Regions from separate parts of the Homo sapiens genome. Here all the other regions are linked to region 3. A link is a loop called in an ENCODE intact Hi-C map of the cell type or tissue named here. Cell type or tissue: B cell. All regions are shown on one strand.

Region 1 (8,000 bases), 120 kb before region 3:
GCATTTGGATTTGAAAAGTTAAAAGCTCTTTTATACTAATACAGCATTTGCTACTATATTTGAAAGTGATCTATCTACTCAGTTGGACAAGGCACAGTAATGTGCTTTATGTTATGTCTCCTATTATTTCTTTCTTAATTGAGTAGTGGAAAATAAATGAAGGGATATATGAATATAGAAACACATTTCTAGTGCAGAGACACATTCTGTGAAGCACTGGGGATATTATTCAAGAAATAATTTGAATGCCACACATAAAAAGTGGAAGTAGCATGGGTGAAAAAGCATATAATGAGACCCTAATAATATCATTAAATGATACTAGGAAGAATGTACAGAAAACTTATGCAATGATTTTGGATCTTGCCACTTTTTTGGCCACCTAAAGGTGGCCAAAACATTTATCTTTCATCTTAAAATATTTTGCTTGTCACATTATGTTCCATAAGTAAAATTATAGGACTATGCTGTTAAAAGGCCTCTGTATTGAATTGGCAGTACAATCTTTGTAAACACTTGTGGATTTAGGAAAATAACTTTTACGTGGAATTCACGGATATTTTCAAGCAGATAAGATGTGTTGATGATTTAAATCTAGAAAGAGTTTCAATAGGTAAAGATTAGATGAGTTAAAGGAGTGGCTCAGGGATTATGGGGTTAGGAGGAGATGAGGATGGTAGAGGACAGTGTTTCCAAACCTTCCACCGGTAAATCCACACCTTGACCTGTGTTCACGCAATCTCTTTTTCTATCTTGTGCTTTCCCTTATATCTAATCTTTCCCTTGTGCTCTGGACCCCATTCCTGCTTTCCATTATCCTTTGCCTCTCCCCTGGACCACTGCAATCCTATCAGAACAAACACACACATGCTGTGATCTTTGTCTTTGGCAAAAACAAAACCCAAACTTCCTGGGTCCCTATATTCCTATCAGCCATCTCTCCATCCTCAGCTCCCACTTCACAGCTTTAAGAGAGACAAAGATGTGAATCTCTCTTCCGTTACTGCCTTTCTCTCCTACTAACACCAGTGAGATTCCAGACATTATTATTTCACTGAATCTGCTGTAATTCACATTACCCATTACATCGAAGTTGCCAAGTCCACCGATTTCTGTCCTCATTTTTCTCCACTGTCTCTTAACAGCGCAGCTTAGAAGGCTCTCATGGCCTGAGCCCCACACTTTCTCTCATCCTTTGCCCCTCTCCTCTTTGCACACCATGTTTCAGTCACACTTGTCTTTTCTTAGGTCTTTGAAAACATCTCTACCAATCCCCTGCTGTTTTCTTGGCAGGAGAGAGCTTCTCTCTACTATTTGCATGGATAGTTTCTCATTGTTAGGTCGCAGATTTAATATCCTTTTAGAGATGTTTCCCCTAACTACTTTATTTAAACTCACCCCTCAGTTCTTCTGTATCTTAGCCCCCCCTTTTTTTTCTATTTGCCATTTACAATTTACTTCATATTGTTGTATATTTATGGTTATGTGTTTACATCTTTCCCCCATTTCCTTTACTAGAGTATAAACCCCATAAGCTATATTATGCCCTGTTCATTCTGGTAGCTTTGTTATCTAGAACTGTGCTAGATATTATCTATGAACGAATAAAAATAGGACCAAATTGATTATAGTCTATGTTAATATTACCATGGTTTCATTCCAATAAATAGGTCTTGTTTTGAATTCAAACAGTTAAATGAAAGATTCTCAAGCATTTTCTAAAGAGTTTCATTTTCCTTATATATGATACTGCTATAAATAAATTGCCTTTTCATTGAGTTTTTCATCCAAAAATTTTAGGTAGCATTTAAAAAGCTTTGGATCTCATAATAACACCTCACTTAACTGAATCTGCATGCTTGTATTCAGTCTAAATTAAGAAAAGGTATGAAGCCTGATGCACTGTGAAAGATGCTGAAATCCCCCACACTTTCAAGTTACTCCTCCCCTGTCTGTGATGCTGAAGTTCTGCCTTGCTCTAAATCTTCTTCTTCTTCCTCTTTCTTTCTTTCTTTTTTTTTTTTGAGACAAGTTCTTGCTCTGTTGCCAGTCTGGAGTGCAGTGGCATGATCATGACTCACTGCAGGCTCGACCTCCAGGGCTCAAGTGATTCTCTCACCTCAGCCTCTCAAGTAGCTGGGACTACAGGGATGCTCCACCATGCCTGGCTGATTTTTGTATTTTTTGTAAAGATGGGGTTTTGCCATGTTGCCCAGGCTGGTCTTGAACTCCTGAACTCAAGCAATCCACCCGCCCTGGCCTCCTAAAACGTTGGGATTATAGGCATGAGCCACGACACCTGGCCCTAAATCTTTTTAACGTCCACTTTCTGATGTAGTTGCAGCCAGAAATACACATTAATTGAATGCTTGTGACAGGGATCACTTCAGATAATATTTTGTTTATGTAATTAGCTTCCCTTAATTAAGGGTCAAACCTGAGGGACTTCTTCAACCATTGCTATCCAAACTTTGCATTAAATGCTTTTAGTTTTACTCACGGTAATTCTATTCCAGGACAGATAAATCCCACCAGGACATTCTGACCTGGTTCTGTCCCCTGTACACACAAACAGATAAACTCAACTTCAGCTCCAAGGTCCTCGTTTTTGACTTGTTCATCTTTTCCAAGGCTGAATTGCAGAGACATTGCTTCTATCTCGTTTTCATTTTATTTTCCCTTCTTAACTTCCAACTTTTTCTTTTTCTGATGCTGACATGGAAGCATTAGCTTGAAAAAGCTGTTGATAACTCCCTATATGTCTGGGAAGAGAAGCAGGATCTGACTGGGACATGTAGCTTTTACATTTCTCCTCTCCTTTAGCACAGAAATTCTTGCAAAACTTTCTTGTCATTTAGAAATTTTAGTAGGTATAGGGGCTTAAAGGAAAGGAAATAGAGAAAAGCTGTTCTTCATTAACAGGAGAAGACCTCGGGCTGCTGAATAAAGGAGAGCAGGTTGGGAGACAGGCAAGTGAGAGACAGGAGTTTGAGAGCAGTGAATTAGCAGAAGACTTGGAACTGAAAGAAAGGGAAAGTGAAAGTGCTGGAAATAAAGTTATGTGTGGGGTAAGTGATGAACACATCATATACTCATACTTTTCTTTACCTTGGTTTCACTCCTATCAGACAAATGCCTAGGACTGTGTGAATCTTGTCCAAATTCATCAGAGAATTTTTTTATTCTATGGGGAGGAAAAATGTATGGTTTCATGAAATACTTCTTGCCTTCCTGTCTTTTCCCCTTTCAATTCATTCTGCACCACGTATGGTTAGCGAACTGATTTCCTAAAACAGTCTTTCATTATGTCACTTTAAAATGGAAGAATCTGTAATGGTTCCTTATTGCCTATTGTATAAAGTATAAACATCTCATTTTATATTTTAACCACATTCAGCATTATTTCCTACTGTTTTTCCACGCATACCTTTTGCTATCTCCCCTAACTCTACACTTTTTCTTGGCTTTGCATTTTTAAATTCATTTCTATGAAACACATATATCTTTGATACCAACAGTTAGATTAGCGCTACCTGACTACAGATGATACAAACAAATACGACTAAAGTAGCAATCTTTATGTAGTTATTTTGCCTGGAAAGCCTTTTTTTCTTATTATCATAATAACATAAATTTGTGTAGTGTTCACATTTTCCAGTCCTTTATCGTGCATGGTCCATATCAGTACTTCTCAAAGTTGGATATGAGCAAGAATCATTAGTAAAGCCTGAGAGAGATTCCTGTGCCCCACTCCCAGAGATTCTGAGTCAACACATGTGGGTTGAGACCCTAGATTTTCCATTTCTAACAAATTCCCAGGTGCTTTCCCACACTTTCTATTTTCCTATGATGCTGATGGTTCAGGGACCATACTTTGAGTAGCTCTAGTCTATCCAATAACCCTAAGGAGTAGGCTGTATCATCTTCAAGATAGAAATGGGGAGAATGACACTCGGAGGAGCACAATTGACTAATCAATGGTCCTGTGACTTGTGAATTATAGCACTAGAACTCATGTTCTCTGAGCTGTGATCAAGTGTCATTAGTATCTCATCCTACTGCCTGTGTACAGTCTAAGGCATCATACATATTTATGACAGCTTTGAATGCTTAGCTCAATTCTTACTTCAGTCTGGCAAAAAAAAAGTGAGGATTTTTGCTTGTAATGATTTATGATACTTAGTATATACATTAGTAGTTCTCGAAGTTCAGTCCGTGTATTCTATGGGTCTCTTAGATCCTTTCTGAGTGTTTTAGAGTTTAAAGCTATTTTCATAATAATGCTAACAACATTGTTTACCTTTTTCACTGAGCTGACATTTGCAGTCAGGGTGAAAAAACAAGGGTGGGTAAAACTACTGGCACCTTAGCGTGAATCAAGGCAGTGGCACCAAACTAAACTAGAAGTCATTGTATTTCTTCACCATACATTTACAGTTAAAAAAAATGCCAGGGACGCTGAAAAGTATCTTTAGGAAGCAGTAAAGATTATTAGTTTTATTAGATCTCAACCTTTGTGTGTATGTCATTTTAACTTTCTGTATAACAAAATGGGAGGTAGGAAGAAAGTCCTTTGGTTTCATAGTGTGACGTGTGATGGCTGTTTTGAAGAAAAGCGCTTATGTATGTCTGAATTGCAAGCTAAACTAGCTGCTTTTTTCATGGCATGTCATTTTCACTTGAAGGGACAACTGACAGGTAAACTAGGGTTATCCTAATTTATTTGGCAGACATTTTCATAAAAATAAATGAAGCGAGCAGGTCATTTTAAAAAAGGAACTGATATTTTTTTGTTGTTGTCAATAAAAATATTTGAGCTTCCACACAAAAATTAGAAATTTGGAAAACTAGTATTTATCACCATAAGGTAGTCAGTTTCCCAGTACCTAAAGACTTTTCCAGTGAGACAGGTGGTGGTATTAACGAATGTGATTTTTTGACAATGTGATGAAATGGATCAACATTTGGAAGGCCTAAATAGTTCAGTGAACAGATACCTTTCATGTGATCAATGCATGGTTAACAAAAAGGTCTGTTTAAAGTGCCAAATGGACTAATGATTTTTAATGTAATAGAATACAAAAAGTTCATGGATGTGGTTTTCAATGTCACATTATGGTGTATTATCAAAGAAGAATAAACACAATTACCTGAAAAGGCTATTAAAATACCCTTTCCTTTTCTAACAACATATCTGTGTGAGGCCATGTTTCTTTTTTTCATAGATTTTAACCAATCAACATATTACAACAAACTGAATATAGAAGCAGATATAACGAATAAACTGTTTATGATTAAGCTGGAAGGTAAAGAGTATTGTAAAAGTGCTTGTCAATGCCGCTCTTCTCACTCAAGTATTTTGCTTTGGAAAATGTGGTTATTTTTTGAAAACAGATATTACTTATGACATCATACAATGGGTTTACATTGTTATTTTAAAGTGAATCAATAAACAAAATATTTTTAAAAGTCTCCATTTTATTTTCTAACATGGCAAATGCCAATAAATAAAACCTATAGAAATTTAGGGGTATAAAGGAACTCTTAGACTGAAAAATTTGAGAATTGTTGGCTGACTTTATGAATTTTGGTAATTGATTACATTCAGTATGTTAGTAGCATGGAAATAGAAATGGCCTAAAGTTAAAAATAACAACAACAACAACCACTTTGATTTTGGCTTTGTGAAAATTAAAAGCAATTCTCAGTTACAATGCTGTAACCAAGTGTCTGGAATAAAGAATCCTACTATGTAAGATACTTCTAAGCATTTTTAAGTTTGTGTTTTTAATATAATAATGCATATACATGAGTTTAAAAATAAAATTACATTTTAAGAGTCCTAGCCTAATCTTCACTACCTCTATTTTGTTTCTTCATGGGCAATTCTATTTAATTCTATTAGCTTTTTCTAATACTTACCCCCTTAATCTAGCACCCCTTCTGTGCTCTTCCAGAATCAGACAACCTCACTTGTCTCTAAAGAGTGTGGCTACTTGTTCTGTCACCTCCCCCGTGACCAGCCCTGCATAGGCTCTAACTAACCTCACTGAGCCATGACCGAACAACCTCTCACTTCCAGCCTGCCTCCTATGCCTCTTGCCTCATATCCAGGGCGTCCCTATTGACACTGAAGCAACACCTTGCTCACTTGATGACTGTGTTTGTTTATTTTTATTTTATTTTATTCATTTACTTTTTCAGATGGAATCTCACTCTGTCACACAGGCTGGAATGCTATAGCATGATCTGAGCTCACTGCAACCTCAGCCTCTCGGGTTCAAGTGATTCTCCTGCCTCAGCCTCCTGAGTAGCTGGGATTGCAGGCATGTGCCACCACGCCTGGCTAATTTTTGTATTTTTAGTAGAGACAGGGTTTCACCATGTTGGCCATGCTGGTCTTGAACTCCTGACCTTGTGATCCACCCACCTCGGCCTCCCAAAGTGCTGGATTACAGGCATGAACCACTGCACTCGGCCTGTGTTTGTTTAATTCACACATGTGAAGTGAACCTTTGACCAGTAATTTATAGAAGCTGATGGTTAAGTCTTCTGCCCTCATCCCTAGCACAGTGGACAGTCTCAAGTGATTTCATTTACAGAGACTCTCACAATTGTGACAATGAGCCATCAGTTGTGCTTGCTATCAAGAGTAGCCGAGTTATAATTTGGCAACCACCTTTGATTGGGACTCACCTTTTACTTGTCTCATTCCCCCTTTCCGTTATTTCTCCTAATAAATTAGCAGCTCATCAGCCTTTGCCACAGGCTCTGCTTTTTGGGGAACCCAGGTTAAGACTCTCCATATTTCTAAACAAATTAAAAATCGTATCTTTACATTTTTCAATTTAAGCATTATCAATTGACTTTTTTCATGAAAAATGAGGATTTAGTGTTCTTATATTTCCTTACCCCACTCCCAATACATTTGCCATTTGCTGTCCCCTCTATAAATTCTGTTATAATTTTTGGTTAAATGAATATTCAGTGTTTATGTCATTATAACTGCCTTAATATGGTTTGCAGATGAGTCACATAGTGTATTAGGATACATTTCTTTACCCTTTAATTACTTAATTTTTATGTACCAATCACTAATTAAACCCCATACTCACTGACAGAACATTAAAACATCTCTCAATGTAGTCATACATCCAAGAAATCTATGAGTTCAATGTGTGTGTGTGTGTGTGTGTGTGTGTGTGTGTGTATGTGTGCACATGCGTGCATGCAGGCTTATCCTTTCTGAAAACTTTCATCTTTTTTCCCCGGTCAGAACTTGCTTTCTAGGTTTGCTGCCCAGCTGTCATTCTGGAGTACGTCTTTATCATCATCAGTTCATTTTACTCTTGTTTTTGGATCCTCTGTTTTGGAGTTTTTTTCTTCCTTTTCTTGGATTTCTCTTTTGCTTTTGTAGAGCACATCTTCCAAGAACCTTCTGAGAAAGTATTTGGAAGGCAAATCTTTTGAGACTGCACAAGTCTGTAAAGTCCATGTATATGTATATGTTGATGCTTTGAGATATAAACTTCTATTGCGTTTGTGCCACGTTGTTGGGCTTTTTTTTTCTTCTTTGAACTATGGTGTAATTTACTTTGACACAGTATGGAGCTATTCATGTATTGTTTGGGCACTTTGTGGGCTCAATGTATCATTATGAAGACATGGTCTTTCTTTATGGGAAATTAAAAAATTGTTTCTTTGATAATGTATTCTACTTTACATTTTCATTCCTCCTCTCTAGAACAGCAGTTAGGCAGATGTGGATCTTTGAATTGATCCTCTAATTTTCTCATTTTTTCTTTCCTATCATCCACACTTCCTTGGGGAGGAGAGGGATGAAGATTAGGAATGTCCTCAAGTTTATTTTTAACAATTTGAATAAATAGGTATATCCAAATTTTACTTCTAAAAGTTATCTGAATATTCTTTTTCTAGCATGTGATTGTTTCATATTGGAATATCTTTACTTATCTTTCTGTAGGTGTTAATTATAATGC
Region 2 (8,000 bases), 59 kb before region 3:
CTTTGAAGTGATATCATCCCGACTCATGGTTTTAAATACTATATATAAAAATGGACTGAATGAACCTGGGTCACTATATTAAGGAGGAGCCCACTTTTGAGGTTAATCATCATGAATTTGAAAGGAGACTAGTTGGCAAGATTGACATTTTTTTCCATGGTCATATTCAGCTGTCTCATCATAAATAGGCATTTATTCATTCAAAAAATGTTTGTTCAGTTTCTTCCTTGCATCAGGCATTTTTTTTTTCTTAGAGGAAACAGTAGAGAACAAAATAGACCAAAACCCTTGTCCTTGTGGGGTTTATATTCTGGTAGACATGATCCATTCAGTGGTCCATATTGGCCAGTGGGTAACCCACAAAAATTATTTGAGCTTTAATGTCCTAAACTGCTTATTGGAGAAAATAACATCCATCTTGCAGGTATGCTGTATGTTTAAATGAGAAAATATGTAAAATGCTTAGAATCTTATATGCAGTGGGAATTCAACAAATAGCAGTCTATTTTTAGATCTTAGTTCATATATACATTTTTTTGTTACAGCCTTAGACTTAGTTGTTTCTTAAGACTGACTGGGATTTCAAATGTACTTTAATCCAAGATATTTGTCTCACAACATTAAAAGAGTTCATTCTATTGATAAATATTTAATGAGTTTCTACTTTGTGTGGGGCACACAGTAACACAATGCAGCTTTTTATTCTCTTTCCCTTGCAGGTGAAATGATGAGTTAATATGCTTTGTACCCTAGAGCATGTTAAAAGAACACTATTCTCAACATTTGATGATCCTCTGCCCTGTCATTGGTCTTGAACAGCCAGTTATGTTGAAAGATGGCTTTCTCCATGAACTCCCCAAAGTTTTCACAATTTGTATCTCAGCTTTCAGCTGGCTACAATCCTCCCACCAGAATCTAGGTTCTTAAAATTTAGTTTATCCCTTTCCTCTTTAGAATTTTTAAAAACACACCCATAGACAATTTTACCATGGTTTCAAATTTCTAGTGGTATCTTAAACACTAACCAGTATTTTGTAGCTCTCTGCTTTTAGCCTAATCTTCTCTTCCATCTTTGCTTCTGCTTCCTCAACCTGGCTTCCTTCTGGTGAATAATTCTTCACAGGTTCTCAGTTCCTCAGTTATCTTTTATTCAGTAGGATCCCTCCATTTGTTCCTTGGTTCTTGTGCTTTTCCTTCCTGCCTCTTCTTCCATGCCTCACCAGTGTGGTGTCTCACCCACTGTCTACACTTCCATTCTTTTACCCTTTCTACTGGAGTTGTTTCCCAAGTCCGCTTTCCAGCCAGCTTCCCGTCTACTGCTCTTTCACTGTCTAGCTTATTCTTGCTCATATTTCACATTATATTCTCCCTGTCCTCCTCCCCATCTTTTCTCTTTCCTCCTTCCATCTTCCTGCCTTTCCTCTCTGATGCTCTTTTAACTACTGTTTTTAATCAGGGCTACTTTATTTCAGAGGGTTAGAGAAGTATAATGAGACATGGACAAGAAGGAGCCTCGGGTCTTTATGCTTCAAAGCTTTATTCATTTATTTGTCTTTTTCCTTTGGATGCAAAGATTGTTTCTACTGTTATTTCTCATGGGTGTCAGTATCCAACTTCTATTCCCTTTGCTGTGTGGAAAAAATTTTATCTAAGATTCAAAGACAGTCTTATTGCTAGAGAAAAATGTAATTTCTCCCGAAGATCTTGCTGCATTTTCAATGATTTTTCTGGAATATTCTTTATATACTATATCCCCTTTTACTTTTTTTTTCCTGTCCTGACCCAAACTATAATCTGAATACTGACAACATCCTTAAACTATAGTTCAGGATTTTTCCATATTTATTAACTTTCAAGTTTGAAAACAGTATGAACAGGTTTGGACCTAATTGCTTCTGTGTGTTAGTCTTTAGGCTTTGTATTAGACTACATAATCCATGAGGCTAATGTCTCAGACATTTTGCTTTTTGTGATGTTATTTCATGTTGAATTTATAATTTATAGATGGCAGTGTAAGCTTTTTACATAGAATATGGGGTTAAGGTGTGATAGGGTTTGGCTGTGTCCCCACTCAATTATCATCTTGAATTGTAGCTCCCATAATTCCCACGTGTTGTGGGAGGGACGTGGTGGGAGATAACTGAATCATGGGGGCGGTTTTCCCCATACTGTTCTCATGGTAGTGAATAAGTCTCACGAGACCTGATGGTTTTGTAGGGGGGAATCCCTTTCACTTGGTTCTCATTTCTCTTTTGTCTGCTGCCATGTAACACATGACTTTTGCCTTCCACCATGATTGTGAGGCCTCCCTAGCCACACTGAACTGTGAGTCTGTTGAACCACTTTTTCATTATAAATTACCCAGTCTCGGTATGTCTTTATCAGCAGCGTGAAAATAGACTAATACAGGGTGGAAGCCCAGAAGGAGCTAAACTAGTTATTTTTTCTCTTGCTTTCTGCTTCTTTACTGTCTGAGATCTGGTTCCACTTTTTTCTTCCAGGAGATAAAGAAAAAAAATAAAAAGAAAAGGAAGAAAGAGGGGAAGTAGAAAGATGATGGGCAGGCAGCTGTAGGAGTTTTTCAAGTGCTCAAATGAAGGGAATAAATGGAAAGATTATCAATAGCTATTCCAAATTTTTCTTTCCAATGGGCTACCTCAATCCCTTAGAGGTTTTAGTGCTGACCACTTGTCTTTTAAGGGTTTGTTGGCCCCCAGACCTGCTTCTTTCATGGGGCCAACATGAATTGGTTTCTATTCAACTGAGATTAGAGACTAAAATTTAGAGCTTTATTTACAAGCTACATAGATGAAAAATAGACTTTAAAATGTGTGGTTGTCTAATCATTTAGTCAGATAGCTAATTGGAAACAGCTGTGATAGCTCCAAGGCAGATGTATACCTTCCTTATAAAAGTCAGGTGAGACCTACATGATAGGGTACCTGAAAGGTAGGTTTACAATACAGAAGAGGGAAGGGCTGTGTGCAAACATATTTTTTGTAAGAATTGTATCAATTTATGAGAGATGACAGGAGATTGATTTTTTAAGAGGTAAATTTCAGCTGCAGAATTTAAATCTGAAACTTTGACTATCCAGTAACAGACTGAGCCAGCATTTAACAAAGCAATGAAGCAGGGAGGATCTTAAAGTCTTTAGCTTTAGTTTGGGATGGGGGTTGGTACACTTTTTCTGTAAATGGCCAGATAGTAAATATTTTAGGCTTTTCAGTACACATGGTCTATGTAGTAACTACTTGTGTAAAATGAATATTAGTACACATATGCCTTGGGATGCAGGAAATTTCAGATGATATCGTTAGCATTTTGGTGGGAGCAAATAAAGGTAAAGGCAAAGTGCTTGGTTTACAAACTTGAAAAGCTTCCTTAGGGTATTCCTTTATACAACTTAAATGTGTTGGAAACCATGTAAATGAACAGGATGCTCTCTTCAAATTTAGGACTTCCTTGGAAAAGCCATATGGAATAGTGTGTTTCAAAAAACTGACTTGTTTTTTTTCTCTTGCCCATTAGAATATCCCACTGTAATATGCTGCATTACTTTAATAAGGGTCAAATCAGAAGTCGATTGTATTCTTGTTTCATTTTTGCACAGAACAATTTTGGATAGTAGGATTAATTCTGGTTTTCTGTGGTGTTTGGCTGTTTACTGGGGGAATTTGTTGATAATGTTTTAAAAGTATACGTTAGTGTTTAACTCTCATTCATACCAGTGATGTGTTTGGAAATAATAATGTGATTCACTTACTGTTACCCTTAGAATTCTAATCAAACTTATTTTAATACCATATGGAGAGTCATGGGTTGCAGATTGTAATATAATCAAGGGAAAACAAGATTTTTAATAATCCAATTGCATTTGTCAACGGCTCAACTTATTGGTGCAGAACAGTGCACAGGACTGTAATAAGTGGTACTATTTGGTAAGGGGAAGAAGAAGCTAAAAGCAATGTTTCCTATGACATATCAAAAGGTATTTTTAAACATTATATCTATGACTACTTATCTATATAAATTCTTACTCTATGTAATATTTTACTGGAAAGAAAGTTAATGTGGTATAATAAAGTTTAGTATTTAATAAAGTAATGTAATTAAAGTAATATAATAAAATTTAGTATTTGTTAAAGTAGTTATCTTAATGGAAACCACTTATAGAAAATAACTATAGTAGGCATTTTGATCCCAATGTTATAAAGTGACTTATCCAAAATATGTAAGATTGCATTAAACTTTTGTAAGTGGTCCCCAAAATTTCAAGAAACAAATGTGTGAATTGAAGAGAAGTCACTGTATTTTTCTGGGGAAAACTTATATAATTCTTAGAAATGTCAATTTGACTGTATTGACAAAGCTTGCTTCTTTCCTCACATAGTTTATCTTATTGTGGAGCCTGTCAACTAGGAAGAGGTGAAGACTAGACTGCAATGCAGTAAGATAAGGCATTTCTTGGGGTCTTAGGAATTGCAATTTGAGGGACAGACTGAGCTAGAAACTAAACTGTGTTCTGAAGAGAGGTAGGATGGTACAGATTTGTAAAAGGATGCTGAAGGTAATCACAAGTTGTTTTGAAAGATATCACTGGTGACAGTGGTTGGTTTAGTACATGAGTCCACAGTTCATTGGTTGTCACTGTTTAGGAGTTGCAGCATTGGTGAAATTCGGCTGTTTTCCAGGATGTTGTGGTCATGGCGGTGTGACCCAGTTCAAATGTTAAAGACAAGTTCCTGTTTTGCAAGGTTTCAGGTCACGCAGGTAGTTCTTAGAATGGCTTCCTGACTGCATTTCAAGGCTCTAAACCACTTTGTATATCACATTTCACAAGCCTAATGATAACCTGAAAAAGAGAACCAGGTCTCTTTTTCTTAGCATAATAAAGACCAAGGGAGATCAATATTTATTAAATCATAAGCTCCAAGATATTATACTACACAGCACTACATAAGGGAAAAATGATGAATCAAGCATAATGGTTGTCGTAAAATAGGTACAAAAGGAAATAACAATATATGTTAAATAATGTAATTTACAGCTAAAGGCACAAGAGAAGAAATGTCTTTGGGCAATTGTAAATTATAATTAATAGTCAATTAAATTCTTCAGATAATTTCCTATTTAATTCTTGTGGATGGGCCACTCAGATTTGCAGCCCTAGTTGTGAGAACCTTCCTAAATCTTTGCCCCATTTGAGGTATGAGAAGGTAAGATTAGTATTTTCCCATTTATGGAGTTAACTAAATAATCACATAGAAACAGAATAGAATGGTGTTTAGCAATGGCTGGGGAAAGGAGGAAATCGGGAGTTGTTCAATAGATATAAATTTTTAGTTATACCAGATGAATAAGTTCTAGAGATGTGCTGTATATCACAGTGCCTATAGTTAACAATATTGTTCACTTAAAATTTTTAAGAGGGTTGATCTCATGTTATTTTTAGCACAAAAACCCTCCAAACAAAAACAACAAAAAACAAGGGCATTTAGAAATGTTTGGAAGTGATGAATGTTTATTATCTTGATTGTGGTGATGGTTTCATGGGTGGGTACATATGTGAAGTTGTATCAAGTTGTATACATTAAGCAGGTGCAATATTTTGTACATCAACGACAAAATATATTCATTCTTGCCATAGGCTGCAAGGAGTGGGGGAGATAGGAGATGGAAGAGATTGCTAATGGGTACAGGGTTTCTTTTTTGCATGATGAAAATGGTCTAAAATTGATTGTGGTGATGGTTGTCCAACTCTGTAAATATACTAAAAACCATTTAACTGTATACCTTAAATGAGTGAATTTTATGGGATGTAAATTGTTAATAAAGCCATTTAAAAAAGTAGATTTCTGTGTATTCTGCTGTGTGGCTGAATGAAGCTTCTGTTCTTTGTGATAGATGACAAAAGCCAGCCATAAAGACTGGTTTCAATCATTTAGAATTTTCATGTTATTGTTTTGATATCTAGGAATTGTGGGGGAAATCTGCTATCTTTGCCTGTTTGGTAGCAGGACCTGATTTCTCTCTGGAAGATTATAACCTTGCTGGGTCTTGGTCCATGTGGTTTGGATAGCACAGGGCCACCTCCAACTCCTGGCCTGGCTAAATCAGAGTCCTCCGTGGATATTTACTGAATGTGTCAGGAAAAGGTGTCCTCCCTCTACTGAGGCTGCTGAACTGGTAATCTGTGGAGCTTGAAGTTGTCATTAACATCTTTCTCACCTTGTTGGGAAAGCCCAGTTGAAGTATAATAAGCACATAGAAGAGGGGAGAGATAAGCTGTCTCTGTGGCATATGGAGCCCCTTGATCTACCACTCCTGGGCTTACTAAATACAGAAGTCATACATTATTTTTTAAAGAAATAATCTGGTCCTCAGGCAAAGGGTTTCCATCACTTGTAATTTATTTCCTCATCTTAGAGCTCTTTCTTTAAAAATTTAAGGTAGAAATTCTCGTAATCTGAGTTTTTATTTGATGCTCTATAGGAAATAGTAATGATCTTAAATGCTAGATCTCAAGTCTCAGTTCAATCTGAAACTTTAGTTAACATGTCTAGTATGTTCAACTTTTTAAAAGTTTATATATGGAGTAATTGTGAATCTGTGTCTCATACTTCCTACTCAGAAATGTCAGTTTTGTTCACAATACCACACATTATAATGCAATCCAAACTGTGTTATTCTGGTTGATTAAAAACAAACTTAAGCACATTAAAATTTTGAAGCACTTATTTGAGCATTCAGTGACTCCTGAATTGGGGTGGCATCAATCTGCAAGCAGCTCTGTTGGGAGGGGTAAAATGGGCAACTTTTATACAGTATTCTCCCTTTATTCACGGGGAATAAATTCCGAGACACCCAATGGATGTCTGAAACCAAGGGTAGTAACAAACCTTATGATATACACCATGTTTTTTAATGGATACATACTTATAATGTTTAATAAATTAGTCACAGTAAGAGATTAATAACTAAAATAGAACAATCATGACCATATACTATTAAACCAGTTTTATAAATATGGTCTCTCTCAAAATATTAATATTTTCAGACCACAGTTCACTGAAGGTAACAAACCACGAAAAGCAAAACTGGATAAGAGGGGGCTACTGTAAAGAGGTTGCAGAAGCAAGGCAAAGAACAGTGTTGATTGGTTAGAGTGGAAAGTTCCTGGTTAGAGGTTAGTTGATTTCTGACTCGTACAATTTCTTTAATTTGCTGTTTACCTTGGGCTTTGTTTTGTTCACATAGGAATTTAAAGTGCTAGAGCCACCCGGGTCTAATGGCTACCCAGTTAGAATTTTTTTAAACATGGTCAAAGGCATGTGAAGCTTATTCTGATAAGTTTATAATTCTAGTCATACATTTAAAATAACTTCTCTCTCACACCTCATTATATACAAAGTATTGGGAAAAATATATGTATTTTAAGCTCTTAGCCTATTCCTATATTGTCTTATACTGCTACTAACACAGGCATGCTGACCCTCTGAAGGGATGTTTAATCAATCTAATGAAATTTTGCTTGAAAGGGACAATTTTTTAAGAAAATGCTTTAATGTCAAACACAAGAGTCGGGTATCTTAATATGTATCAGCAATTGAACATTTTCTTTAGTAATACAAAGGAAAATAGAATGACTTTAAAATCTCTTTGTCCTTTGAACACTGAATTTAGGTTTGACCAAATGTTGTGTTTGTACCATTGATTTATCTTTGAATTTTCTCACTATGAATAAGAATTGTGACCTCGGAAATGCAAGTCTGCCATCCAGGCAGGTAGTAAGATAGAGCAGCAAGCCATCCTGGTAGAGGGAGAAGGGCAGAGGACTTGAGGGTCAGGCATTTGATTTATCTCTAAGTGTAATTACCTGACTCCAGTTTATGGTGAGGAGAGGAGGGGGTAAAAGGAAACAAAGGGTGAAGGAAACGATGGAAGTAGTAATGCTCAGCGAACAGTTGACTATGCCACCTGAAGTGCTTATGAACCCG
Region 3 (8,000 bases):
GGAAGTTGGCAACTTGAATTCTGGGCTTTCTCCATGAAGTGAGGCACCACAGCATTTGCATGTATGACATTGTGTTTGTGGGTTATTAAAGAAGACATTTTGACTTGTTTTTGCTAATATTTGGGCAATGGAAAGATGCTCTACATATTCCATAGTCAAAAGGATCATCAGGACGACTGTGACATAGAATACACATGAAAATACATGAAGTAAAGCCCATGAAAACAATCAACTCTAAGGTGCACTCTAAAGAACTAGTTGTTGTGATAAATATTAGTGTTTCTCAATGGGTAAAAGTATTTACTATAGAGCAGTGTTTGAAAACTCAAGTGTTTCAAGTCCAGGGAGGCAGCTTGAACATTTGGGTCAGGATGTAACTGTTAGGAGTGGCGGGTCTTAGAGAAAACTGGTGATTGCACACCCAGCCATATTCAATTAGAGAACAACACAATAAAAGCCATAAAAAAGACCTTTGCAGGATAAGAGCCTGCTAATTGCCAGCTAGTGACATAATAGCAGAGAGTAAATAGAATTTTCCAGATGAAACAAAGCTTTGAGATTATTAATCTTTCATTTCACCAATAAATGAGGTGACATCTCTCGATTAAAGTCCCATAGGTACTTAGGGATAGGACTAGAATACAAATGCCTGGTGTTTTCTGTGTCAAGCTGTGTAAGGCAAAGACTGAGACCTAAACAGTACAATTATTTAACTCTGATAAAATAGTATGGTGCTACTGTATATATTTTTCTTTTTCTCAGAGGATAATGATCAATCTTTGCAAAACCCACTTCTAAGCCCTGATCATAAAACTCTGTTTTTAAAGACAACATTGTCTTCCGATTCTTCTGTATCTTATTTTTTAATTTTAATTTTTTAAATGTTTGTGGGTACATAGTAGGTGTATATATTTGTGAGGTACATGAGATATTTTGATACAGGTATATACTGTATAATAGGGTAAATGGGACATCCATCACCCCAAGCATTTATCCTTTCTTTGTGTTACAAAGTATCCAATTATACTCTTTTAGTTATTTAAAAATGTAAGTTATTGTTGACTGTACTCACCCTGCTGTGCTATCAAATACCAAGTCTCACTCATTCTATCCATTAATAACTATATTTTTGTACCTATTAGCCATCCCCATTCTTCCTCTATCACTACTATCCTTCCTAGCCTCTAGTAACCATCATTCTATTCTCTATGTTCATGAGTTGAATTATTTCAATTTTTAGCTTCCACAGATGAGTGAGAACATGGGAAATTTGTCTTTCTGTTCCTGGCTTATTTAACTTAACATAATGTCCTCCAGTTCCATCCATGCAGTTGCAAATTATAGGATCTCATTCTTTTCTTATGGCTGAATAGTACTCTAATGTATATATGTACCACATTTTCTTTCTTTCTCTTTTTCTTTCTTTTTTCCAGATAGAGTCTCTCTCTATCACCCTGGCTAAAGTGCAATGGCAGCAATCACGGTGCACTGTAGCCTCGACCTCCCAGGCTCAAGCTATCCTCCCATCTCAGCCCCTTGAGTAGCTGGGATTACAGGCGTGCACCACCATGCCTAGCTATTTTTTTTTTACTTTGTAGAGATGAGGTCTCACTATGTTGCCAAGCTTCGTCTCCAACTTCTTGGCTCAAGCAATCCTCCCACCTTGACCCCCTTAAAGTGCTGGGATTACAGGTGTGAACCACCACACCCAGCCACATTTTCTTTATCCATTCATCTGTTGATGGACACTTAGCTTGCTTCTAAATCTTAGCTGTTGTGAATAGTTGAATAGTGCTGCAGTAAACATGGGAGTGGAGACACAAAACTGTTGGAACCAAATTCATGTTGTTTTTTTAGACAGGGTTTCACTCCTGTTGCCCAGTCTGGAGCGCAGTGGCGTGCTCTTGGCTCACTATAACCTCTACCTCAGCCTCCGAAGTAACTGGGACTACAGGCTTGTGCCACCATGCCTGGCTAATTTCTGTATTTTTAGTAGCGACAGGGTTCCACCATGTTGGCCAGGCTAGTCTGGAACTCCTGATCTCAAGTGAACCACCTGCCTCGGCCTCCCACAGTGCTGAGATTACAGGCATGAGCCACTGCATCCGGCCCAAATTCTTGTGTTAAATAATGTCACAGGAGAATATATTCCTGTTTCTTACATTATAAGTGGAATTTGCCTGGAATTGGAAAAATTTGAACATGTAGGAGAGACAGGGCTATTTATAAATGAAAATTCAATGACAAACAGTAAAGAAATACATCAAATGAATCATTTGTGGTTGTACAACATAGACCTTCCACATTGCAGGAAAAATGTGACCAATTTTTAGGTAATATAATTTAAACAGAAATGTTACTTTTAAAAAATGAGAACTTTTATACTTCGGCTTCAAGTGTCAATTGTAAAACCATTTTGGAAATAGTTTTGCGTTTTACTTAAAAAGTGAAATGAGTGAACACTCTAAGGCACAGCTCTATAGCTTGGTGAAACTCACATGTATGTCAGCAGACACATCAATGTTCAAAGCAACATCCTTAAAAGCAAAAAACAGGAACAAGCCAAATGCACATCTACATTTGCAGTGGATAAATTGTATTGCATGCATATAATGGAATAACATATAATGTGAAAATGGACTACAGCTACATATATTAGTAAGAAACAAAAGGTGCCTTAAAAATATATACACAGAATTTCCTTTAAAATTTAAAAAGCAGCTGAAACTGAGCAACATGTGGATAGGAAATTCATGTGAGTTTAAACCATAAAGAACAATAAGGGAATAATTAAGGTAAAAGTAAGGATAGTGGCTAACTCTGAAGAGAGGGACAAAGGAGGTATAAGCAATCAGGTAGGGAAACCGGGGGCCTTAGGGATATTGATAATATTCTGTTTCTTTAAATGGTGGCATTCACTGATCTTATTCTTAAAATATATATTCATCTTTTATATAAATTTTATGTCAAAAGTATAATAACTGAGCAGAATAATTGGTAAGAAGTATTGAGTAATTATTGTCTTGAGTTTTTTCCCTTCATTCTTGACTGATAGTTTGGCAATTGATTATAGATAATGAATTATACACAGTCATGCACCACATAATGTTTTGGACAACGACAGACTGCAGATACAACAGGGGGTAAGATTATAAGGGAGCTGAGAAACTCCTGTGGCATAGTGGCATGTGGCAGCTGTCTTAACATAGCACAGTGTGTTATCTTTTCTATCTTTAGATATATTTAGACACACAAATACTTATCGTGTTACAATTGCCTACAGTATTCAATACAGTAACGTGCTGTATATGTTTGTAGCCTAGGAGCAATAGGCTAAACCATATAGCCTAGGTGTGTAGTAGGCTATACCATCTAGGTTTGTGGAAGTACACTCTATGTTGTTTGCACAATGACAAAATCACCTCAGCAACACGTGATTGACTGTATTTAATTGTATTAAAAATGTTTGTTGTAGAAAAAAATGGAAAAAATGAAGTTTGTCGTCTTAACTTTTTCTAAGTTCAATTGTTATCATTTTTACCTCCCAGTCGTTTTTAGCAGTTTTAAGTATATTCAAATTGTTGTGTGACTGATCTCCAGAATGTTTTCATCTTGCAGAAGTGAAACTTTTGATTCATTAAACAACTCCCCCTTTCCCCCTCCCCCAAGGCTCTGACAACCACCGTTCTACTTTCTGTTTCTGTGAATAGGTTCCATGAATCTGACTACTCTAGATACCTCATGTAAGAGGAATAATACAGTACAGTAGACTCCCCTTACTTGTGGTTCCACTTTTTGCAGTTTGTTACCTGCTGTCAACTGTGGTTTGAAAATATTAAATAAAAATTTCCAGAAATAAACAATTTGTAAGTTTTAAATTGGGTGACATTCTTTGTAGTGTGATGAAATCTTGTCCCATTCAGCCCAGGATGTGAATCATTCCTTTGTCCAGCATAGCCCTTCCGCATATGCTACCTGACTGGTAGGCACCTAGTAGCCATCTCAGTGATCAGATCACCTGTCCAGGTATTGCAGCGTTTGTTTTCAAGTAACCCTTATTTTACTTAATAATGGCCCCAAAGTACAAGAGCAGTGATGCTGGCATATTGTTATAATTGTACTATTTTATTATTAGTTATTAATCTCTTACTGTGCCTAATTTATAAATTAAACTTTATTGTAGGTATGTATGTACAGGAAGAAACATCATATATATAGGCATCATTAATACCCTTGGTTTCAGGCATCCACAGGGATCTTGGAATGTATCCCCTGACGATAAGGGAAGACTCTTACACTTGTCTTTTGTGACTGGATTATTTCACTTAGCATAGTGTGTCCAAGATTTATCTGTATTGTAGGATGTGGTCAGAATTTCTTTCCTTCTTAAGTCTAAATAATATTCCATTGTATGTGTATTAGTCTGTTTTCACACTGCTGATAAGCACATACCTGAGATCGGCTAATTTACAAGAGAATGAGTTTTAATGGACTTACAGTTCCTCGTGGCTCGGGGGGCCTCACAATCATGGTGGAAGGCAAGGAGGAGCAAGTTACATTTTACGTGGATGGCAGCAGGCAGAGAGAGAGCGAGCTTGTGTGGGGAAACTCCCCCTTATAAAACCATCAGATCTCATAAGACTTATTCATTATCATGAGAACAGCATAGGAAAGATCTGTTCCCATGATTCAGTTACCTCCCACTGGGTCCCTCCCACAACACGTGGGGAATTCAAGAAGAGATTTCAGTGGGGACACAGTCAAACCATATCAGTATGTATATACCACATTATGTTTATCCATTATCTGCTGGTCAACACCTACGTTATTTCCACCACTTGGCTATTGTGAATAGTGCTGCTACAAACATAGGTGGGCAAGTAAGTCTTTGAGATCTTGCTTTCTTTTGAATAGAGACCCAGATGTAGAATTCCTGGATCATACGGCAATTCTATTTTATTTTATTTTTTTTGAGGGTTATCTTTTATAGTGGCGGTACAATTTTACATTCCCACCAACACTATTTTTCCCATCCTTGGTAATTTTTTCCTGTCCTTACCAACATTTAACTTCCATTTTTTTTTTTTTTTCTGATAGTAGAATTCCTAATGGGCGTGAGGTGATATCCATTGGGGTTTTGATTTGCGTTTTCCTAATGATTAGTAATGTTGGGTCCCTTTGCATATACGTGGTCATTTATATATCATCTTTGGAGAAATGTTTATTCAAAGGATTTGTCTGTTTTAAAAGCTTGGGCTGTTTTCTTGTTAAAGGCATTTTTTTTTATATTCTGGATATTAACCTCTTATCAGATACATGATTTGCAAATATTTTCTCCCATTCTGTAGGCTGCATTTTCACTCTGTGGATTGTGCCCTTTGCACAGAAGCTTTTACTTTTGTTGCCTATGCTTTTGTTGTTATATCCAAGAAATCCTTGCCAAATCCAATGTCATGAAGATTTTCCCCTATTTTTCCTTGTATGCTTTACAGTTCAGATCTTTTAGGTCTTTGATCTACTTTGAGTTAAATTTTGAATGTGATGTAAGGTAAGGGTCCAACTACATTCTTTTGCCTGTGGATATTCAGTTTTCTCAACACCATTTGTTGAAGAAACTGTCCTTTCTCCATTGAATGGTCCTGGCATCCTTGTTGAAAATCTTTCGGAGATTAAGAATTATGTATATATGTTTAGCACCTTGAAGACTTCGTTCAGCTGTTTCCAGCTTTCAGTTTTTGAAGAGTCAGCTTTCAGTTTCATTGTTCTACTTTTCTAGTTGCTTTAAAGATCTTTTAAAATTGTTTTTGGTTTACTATGAGTCTAGGTGTGGATTTCTTTCTATTAACCTGGCTTAAGATGTTCTGGGATACCTAAGTCTTTGGATGGGTGTCTTTTGTCAGCTCCCCATCAATATTTCGTCTGTTAGAGCTTCTGTTCCATTCTTTGTAGGATCTTTTGAAAATCTTAGTAGTTTTTTTGTTGTGCGTGAGACAGGGTTTCGCTCTGTCACCCAAGCTAGAGTGCAGTGGCATGGTCACAGCTCACTGCAGCCTTGACTTCCCAGGCTCAAGCAATTCTCCTGCCTCAGCTTCTCAAGTAGCTGGGACTACAGGAGGCACCACCACATCGTTAGTAGATCTTTATTATACCTTCTCACTCCGAACTTCATGTTTCACAACATCTCAGATGTCATATTTTCCATCTGTCTCTTTGTGTTTCATTCTGCATTCAATCTTTAGCTCTCTATCTTTGAACTTACTTTCTTTTCTGCCATATCAAATAACTTATTTAACTCTTCCTTTGAATTTCTCACTTTAATATTATACTCTTCCTTTCTACTTAACTGTTTTGCATATCTGCTGGTTCATAGTTTTGGTACTTGCTTATTCTGCCATTATATTCTTTTACTAACTGCTGTAGACTGAGTGTCTGTCCCCCCAAATTCATGTGTTGAAACCCTAATCAAGAATGTGATGGTATTTGAAGGTGGGGCCTGTGGGAGGTGATTAGGATTAGATGAGGTCATGAGGGTAGAGCTCTCACAGGGCTCTTAGGAAAAGAGGAGGAGACAGAAGATCTCTCTGCATGCATACACCAAGGAAGGCCATGAGATTTTGTAACCAGGAAGACAGCTTTCACCAAAACCTTGACCATGTTGGTACCCTATTCTTGAACTCTAGAACTGTGAAAAATATTTGTTTAAGCCTCTAAGTCTATGGTAATTTATTATAGTAGCCTGAAATAAGATATGATATCTGTTCTTTTTTAACATTAATTATTCATATTTTACATTGATAATTTAAACACCTGCAGTTTTTGTGGAACTGATTTGTTTAAGTCTCAGTCACACAGGCTTGTTTCCAGTTGTGATTTGTGTTTCAATTGTGAGCTTATGCTTGTTGAGACTTTTATCTGTGGGAATTCTTTGGGGTCTGAGGTTGAGGTCATTTCTACAGAGAGCATTTGTTTGCCTCTGTCTAGCATCTGAGAGCACTACAATTTGGACTACCTTAAATTATTTTCTACTCGAGGTTTTTCAGGCTGTAAAAATAATGTAAAGTCTGATCTCGCATCTGTTATGAAGTTTGCTTTATTGTTAGCAATTCTCAGGCAAGACATTTTTTTCTCTCCACCCATGGCCTAGGCCTAGTCAGGCAGTTTTCCTCACTGTCTTCCTTCATAGGTGCTTTTATTTATGTAGTTCACTCTTTGTCTGACTTGTCATCTCTTTTGAGTGCCAACTTTTTGGAGGATTGTAATTTGACATCTCATCTTCTGGGATCCTTAAGCTTTGTTTTCTCAATCTCATGTTTATCAGTAAAAACCAAGTGATCTGCAAATGCTTTTTGGAAATCCACTGGTGATTTCAATACTTGGTCTCTCTCTGGATTCGCTCTTTTCTTGTCACTTTTTGCCTTTCAGAGTTTCCCCACTTTCTTGCTAGGTTAGATGAATTTTAAAAGATATTTTTAAATCCTGCATCTTAAAAGATATGATTAGGTTAGAGAATATCTTGCTATAATGCTGGGCATAGAATTCCTATGTGACTTTTATATTCGATATTTCTGTGTATTAAAACTATAATCACTTATAATTTAATGTGCTATCGTATTTATTGAAATTGAATAAACTGTATCCTCTGTTCACTTTTTGGATTACTGGGTAATTCCAAAATTCAGTTTTATGAAATGTTTTTATGCTCATATTAGCTGCTTAATAGATGGATGAACTCTGAAATCTCAGTGTCTTAATGTAGGTGAAATTTATTTCTTACAAAAATTCTCTTGGTGGTGGTGGAGAGAGGGTGGCAATTTTCTTTCATGGAGTATTCACAGACATGGGCTGATAAAATCACTTCTTCCATACATGACTTCCAGATGGCAGATGGGGAAGAATTATACTAGAAGTTTTTTTGAACCAGGTGTAGAAGTGCTGTACCTAGCTCCTGCCTAGAACACATTGCCTCCTATTCACTTACAGGACCAATATTGGAGAGTTGG

The links. A loop is a pair of places that touch in the nucleus more often than their neighbours do. Peaks named below come from ENCODE experiments on the same cell type or tissue, not always from the same donor. Only the 100,000 strongest peaks of a DNase experiment are listed, where the experiment ranks them.
Region 1: a loop joins it to region 3, with 3 times the contacts of the local background. A loop is called at or near these places in 11 of 110 quality-filtered maps.
Region 2: it touches region 3 in a loop (6-fold over the local background); 7 of 110 quality-filtered maps call a loop at or near these places.

What each region holds. Positions count from the first base shown.
Region 1 is chr1:193,415,580-193,423,579 of GRCh38, forward strand. No RefSeq gene overlaps it. Among named protein-coding and RNA genes, the nearest start is that of LINC01031, 110 kb to the left of the region's middle. In B cell, no CTCF peak of the experiment used is centred here; DNase peaks (open chromatin) are centred at 2,002 and 3,032; H3K4me3 peaks cover 1,245 bases; H3K27ac peaks cover 326 bases.
Region 2 is chr1:193,474,751-193,482,750 of GRCh38, forward strand. All of the region lies in intron 3 of LOC124904475 (a long non-coding RNA gene), which reads left to right. Among named protein-coding and RNA genes, the nearest start is that of LINC01031, 170 kb to the left of the region's middle. In B cell, no CTCF peak of the experiment used is centred here; DNase peaks (open chromatin) are centred at 2,261 and 4,701; H3K4me3 peaks cover 332 bases; H3K27ac peaks cover 447 bases.
Region 3 is chr1:193,534,195-193,542,194 of GRCh38, forward strand. All of the region lies in intron 3 of LOC124904475 (a long non-coding RNA gene), which reads left to right. Among named protein-coding and RNA genes, the nearest start is that of LINC01031, 230 kb to the left of the region's middle. RefSeq lists enhancers at 5,661-5,870, 6,121-6,190. In B cell, no CTCF peak of the experiment used is centred here; DNase peaks (open chromatin) are centred at 3,657 and 5,927; H3K4me3 peaks cover 2,285 bases; H3K27ac peaks cover 1,615 bases.